Linked DNA regions of Homo sapiens: region 2 is linked to region 1. A link is an interaction called in ENCODE POLR2A ChIA-PET data of the cell type or tissue named here. Cell type or tissue: PC-3. All regions are shown on one strand. Links, peaks and the distances in the headings refer to the core of each region. The heading gives the core; the rest is flanking DNA.

Region 1 (2,916 bases), core at 319-2,818:
TCAAGCTGGTCTTGAACTCCTGAACTCAAGTGATCCGCCCACCTTGGTTTCCAAAGTGCTGGGATTATTGGCGTGAGCCACTGTGCCTGGCCCTTCTTTCATGTTTTAATTCAAGGGAGCTTTTCAAAAGTATATGTTGAAGGAACATTTTTATATATACTCTGACACACACCCGATGGCCAAATTGTGTTCACAGCTCTCAGACTTACTCATAGATTTAGAATCTCCTCAGGTACTTGGTCTTAATGGAAGGCAGCGGAGGTCCTAAAGGGGGGCTTTCTGTCCTAATGGTCAGCTGGAATGTGGGAGGAGCAATTTTAGCACAAGAGCAAGCTGAAAATCCCTCTATCTTTTCTGGTGACGCTGTGGCTGACAGTATTTACTTTTAAATGAGAAAACATCCGGGAAGGGGGCACCCGGATTTGAACCGGGGACCTCTTGATCTGCAGTCAAATGCTCTACCCCTGAGCTATACCCCCTTCACCTATCAGGAACTCCTTCCTTGTCCACTTATGGTGACTCAATACAATCAAGTTCCACCCACACTAGAGTTCTGGCAAGCTTTGTGTCCTAAAGCCCCACCTTCTTAATTATCCATCATCTGCTTTGGCTTTTCCCTTGGCCACCAATAAACTGAAAGGGAACACTTGAAAAATGACATCCTGGGTTGGGCGCAGTGGCTCACGCCTGTAATCCCAGCACTTTGGGAGGCCAAGGTGAGGTCAGGAGTTTGAGACCAGCCTGACCAACATGGCGAAATCCCGTCTTTGCTAAAAATACAAAAAAAATTAGCTGGGCGTGGTGGCAGGCGCCTGTAATCCCAGCTACTAGGGAGGCTGAGGCAGGAGAATTGCTTGAACCCTGAGAGGCGGAGGTTGCAGTGAGCTGAGATCACACCACTGTACTCCAGCCTGGGCTAAGAGAGAGAGTGTGCATGCGTGTGTGTGTGTGTGTGTGTGTTTTGTAAAGACAGGGTTTTGGCATGTTGCCCAGGCTGGTTTCAAGTGATCCAACTGCCTAAGCTCAAGCAATCCTCCTGTCTCGGCATCACTTCGGCCTCCCAAAGTGCTGGGATTACACGCATAAACCACGGAGCTTGGCCTTTGCTCTGTTCTTGATGGAAACAGTAGCCAGCTCTGATCCTGGGGTCCTGCTGATAGCTGGGGAAGTGTTTTATTGAGGATGAATAGTGTGGCTCCTTCTTATCCCACTGGCAGGGTAGAAGTGAAGCCTCTCCGAGTGCAAGGGCATAGGCCTGAGAAGCCCTTCTCGTCTCACCTCCTCTCCAGGGTAAGAGAAGCTGAGAGTACAGCTGGCTCCTTCCTCCAGTCTCAGGGAAGAAACGGCACACTTGGAGACACAAATTTTTTTAATGTAAAATAACATTGAGAGTTCACCTAAACATCTGTCTTAGAAATTCAGGTTGAGGGCTATGAAGGGAAGAGATGCTGTTAGAACAGAGGGAAGTGGGTGACCTCTCCAAAGACAGACGTGCTCCGACGGAGAGCTGGGGTGTTCCCGCGGTAGCCAAACCTTCCACTGAACCCACTGACCAGTTTGACATCAGCATTGTAGTGGCCATCTGCTGGAGAGGATGCCCTTGGGGGCAAGGAGAGAGAGGCCTGAGCCTGCTTCCAGTCCACCTCTTGGCTTCCCCATTCCCCTGGGTGTGGTATGGGATGCCAACCAGGTGTAGTCACTGCATTCCCCATGCCCACAGCCAAACACGCAATCCTCAAATGTCCTGAGCCTCTGGGCTGAAAAGCCAAGGGCTGGTGAGGTTGAGGGACAGAAGGCTTCCTAGAAATAAAACCCTGCACCAGGAATAATTGCGGGAAGACTGTGAATGGTTTGTGCTGGGACAGGAGGGGCCAGAAATTCTGGGCTTGGCAGAGCTTGCCTTTCTCCCACGAGAAATGAGAAAAATCTCACCCTTGTCTCTGACCCATGTGGAAAAAATGGATGAGATCAAGATCAATTGGACCAAATGGTACAAAGGATCATGTGAGTAGAGGAGTGGCCCAGGATGGTGGAGTTGGGCTGGGAGGAGGGTTTACCCTGTTAGAAAAGTATCTCTCAACTCTTTCCCATTGTTGTTAACCTGGGCCTGGAAAATGAGCAGGACACAGCAGTGAGGGGAACAGGGGCTTCAGAGTTGGGAAGAGCGGAATCTTAATCCCAGCTCAGCCCTTCTTGCCAAACCACTTTAACTCAACAAACTTGTTTCCCAAACTGTGCCGTGGGGTTAGTGTGAGGGTGAGAAGTGTCTTACAAATGGCTCGTGTCTGTAATGCCAGCACTTTGGGAGGCTGAGGCCAGAGGATCACTTGAGCCTAGGAGTTCAAGACCAGCCTGGGAAACATAGGGAGACGCCATCTCTACAAAAAATAAAAAATTAACTGAGTGTGGTGGTGCACACCTGTGGGCCCAACTGCTCAGAAGACTGAGGTGGGAGGATTGCTCAAGCCCAAGGAGGTCAAGACTGCAGTGAGTAGTAATTGTGCTACTGCAACTCATGCACTCCAGCTTGGGCGACAGAGTGAGACCATGTCTCAAAAAAAAAAAAAGGTGGGGGGGGCCTGACATACAGTAGGTGCTTATTAGCTAGTATCAGGGAGTACTGTGCCACCATCTGCTTGTGTATGTGAAGAAAAGCTGGAAAGATGCAGTCCCTGGGCCTCTTCCCCTCAACCAGGCTTTGCTATGGCCCAGGAACCATCATGAGGCTGGAAATGGAGGCAGCACTTGCCTGTCTCTGCCCAACTTCTCCTGTTGAGGTATCTCTGTCCTTTCCTGAAGATGTGGAGGATGCATTCTACTATCCAGCCATCCCTTCCTGTGCCACCATGATCCTGAATGTGGGAAAGAGAATACAGAAGACTGTCAGCCACAATGCTGAGGGGGCACAGTGCAAAC
Region 2 (2,916 bases), core at 218-2,717, 300 kb after region 1:
AAGGGCTGCCAGTCTGGGTAAGGTGGAAGTTGAGGTTGGCATGCCTTGTTCAGATTCTCATAACAGCGGATCTTTGCCTTAATCTATGGATGCCTCTAGCAGTATCCTGACTTAGGATTGTTATGTGGTGGGAATGGGTCCCTGGGTTGGTCTCTGGATGGAGCTAGGTCATTATTCAGCACATGTTAGGGATGATTCAAGATATGGCTCCACCAGAAAACATTCCCCTATCCATTTCTTTTTCCTCTGCATGTACCTGGAAGACCTTCTCTTTAGAACTCTGGGTAGAGTTGTACAGTTTAGAGATTTTTTAAAAAATTCAGTTTATTCTTATTGATGACCAGTTGTCTATTACATCACATTCCTTTTACCCTTCTTTTCTAAGAAACCCAAATCACTCCATGTAACTAGAACCATATTTGAGTTTTATTATATCCCTAAATCATCAGTTTCAGAACTTCCTTTCATTAAAAAAATCCTTCCGGAATTTTAATTTAAATTAACCTTGTAAGTATTTTATATATAGACTTTTACAAATTTTTTAAATTTTTTGTGGATACATAGTAGATGTAGATATTTATGGGGTACATGAGATGTTTCGATACAGGCATGCAATGTGAACATAAGCACTCATAAAGAATGGGGTATCCGGCCCCTTAAGCATTTATCCCTTGAGTTATGAACAATCTGATTACACTCTTTACATTATTTTAAAATATTCAGTTAAGCTACCACTGACTACAGTCACCCTACTGTGCCATCAAATAGTATTTTATGTTTTGTATGCATCTTATTTCAGAGTATACTTTGTAAGAGAGTTAGGCTGGCTTTTAAGTATGCGAACACTACTCGCTGGGGTCATGGTTGTTTTCTGGTTTTGTTTTCTTTTGTTGGGTTGGAGAGGAGGTTATTCTGAATAAGAAATTTTTTTGCCTTATCATTTATAATGGGGATCAGCAAATTTCTCCTGTAACACACCAGATAGTAAATATTTAAGGCTTTGTAAGGCAAACATCTGTCACAACTACTCAGCTCTGGGTGAAGCATGAAAACAGCTGTAGAGGATATGTACAGGAATGGGCATGGCTGTGTTCCAATAAAACTTTATTTACAAAAATAAGCAGTTGGCCAGATTTGGCCCACAAGACATAGTTTGCTGATCCCTAATTTAGAAATGAGAGTATTGCACTGCTCAGTTGGGGGTGGTGGTGGTGGTGGTAATAGGGCATTTTCTAAGCTTCAGGACTATGGAAAGAGAATTTCACATTACCAGGTGAAAGGCTACTGATGCATTTCATGATCAGTACTGTAAACTATTTCATGGCCAAATGCAACAAATGTTTCACAGCCAGAAAAATCTCACCACAAGATTTTGGAAAGCTGTTTACTAGTTTTTCTAGTTTTGGTACAGAGTCCAAACTGCAGTAGTGCCATGTTTACCAGAAGTGTCTATGAATAATCCAGCAATGCATAACAGCGACTCTCCATTGTGGACATCATGACTAATATTATTCATCTCTAGCAACTTGGGTCTTATGAGTTAAGTGAACATAGATGGTAGAGTTTCATCTGTATGAGACAAATGATAGGAGACAATGAGTGGGGCCCAACTTGGGAGATGTGGAGTTGTTGCCATTAGAGAAATGGTCTCTTTGGGGTCAGCACAGATTCTTTAATGGCTGTGGCTCCTTAAAGTGGTTAATTATGGAATGTTGAGGATGTTGCTGAGATATATTTCTTCCTAAGTACTCAGATTCTTCATATTCAGAATCACACTTTCCCAACTTCTTACTTCACCTCCCAAAACAACCAGTAAGATAACATGTTCTTCCTTGGATGGTGGAGAAGATTACTGATGCCAGACCTACTACTGAATTGAAACCTTCTTACTAGTTGCACATGAAATGATCCTGAAGGGTGGTCGATGAGCTAGTCATGATAGGTGGTAGTAGTCAAGCTAAGTTTATTGAAGAGATGCTCTTTAGCCATTGTTAGTGGATACTCCATTGTGCTGAGAGGATCAGTGACTTTCAGACCTCAGGATAACTTTCAGCGGGGTTTATTGCTAAGTTACCCCAGTTACCTCCAAGTTTCCTGAAAAGGGGCAGTGTTTGGGATAAGCAGGTTAAATATCTGTTTCATTTTCTCCAAGTTCTACCCTGTGATCACATATGAAGTCACCCAGAAGTTAGTTTTCAGGCATAGACCAGGAGGAGAAAGAGTCTTCAAACTAAAAGTTAGAAAATGCTATGCTTTGTATTTTATTAAACATTGTGTGAACGACACACATCGTTTGGTTACCTGATCTTTCTTTACACCAGACTAGGAAATACTTTTTTGAGAGGTGATGACAGTGGTCATCAATGGTTTAGCATCAATCTGCTTGACTGGATTATGTTGATTGTATTATTGGCCATCACCTGGCAAGGCACAATTATAGCTGAGATAGATCTGGAAGTCGTAGTGGATCACAAGCTGGAGGAGTATTGTGTTGTTTATTTTTAAGAAAGCATGATAACCAAGCTGCGTTAAACTAGGAATGATGTGGAAGGTCTGGGAAGCAATGCTTCAGCTCTATTTAATATTTGACACCACTGTGTTTGAATTAGCGGAAAAAGACTGTGGGAAATCCAAAAAGTACAGAAAAGCTTATTAACAATATGTTTAACAGGATGAACAATAAGCCCTTTAAGGAAAGGTTTGTGGATTTGGGGTTGTTTAACTTGGGGAAAAGAATTAGGGGTCACTTAATAGCTGTTGTTATGTGTATCACTGAGATAAAGGCACTGACCAGTTACATTTGGTCTCCAGGGAGCACAGGAGAAACACCTTGGTGCCTAAAACAAATAGACAAGCAGTTCTTTTGACACCAAGCATTTTAGACTGTCGAGGCTGATGCGGAACTCACTGATAGCC

What was found. ChIA-PET counts read pairs that join two places held together with the same protein. Peaks named below come from ENCODE experiments on the same cell type or tissue, not always from the same donor. Only the 100,000 strongest peaks of a DNase experiment are listed, where the experiment ranks them.
Region 2: POLR2A ChIA-PET joins it to region 1 with 6 read pairs; 1 of 35 experiments calls an interaction of 5 or more read pairs at or near these places.

Annotation. Positions count from the first base shown.
Region 1 is chr14:72,960,534-72,963,449 of GRCh38, reverse strand. It overlaps TRC-GCA8-1 (tRNA-Cys (anticodon GCA) 8-1), which reads right to left and starts at 479; the gene lies at 408-479. It also overlaps a transcript of DCAF4 not described here and the pseudogene LOC100420966. In PC-3, for the core only: no CTCF peak of the experiment used is centred there; DNase peaks (open chromatin) are centred at 449, 1,009 and 1,709; H3K27ac peaks cover 2,204 bases.
Region 2 is chr14:72,655,929-72,658,844 of GRCh38, reverse strand. The region is part of intron 8 of DPF3 (double PHD fingers 3); the gene reads left to right. Among named protein-coding and RNA genes, the nearest start is that of MIR7843, 140 kb to the right of the region's middle. In PC-3, for the core only: no CTCF peak of the experiment used is centred there; a DNase peak (open chromatin) is centred at 1,434.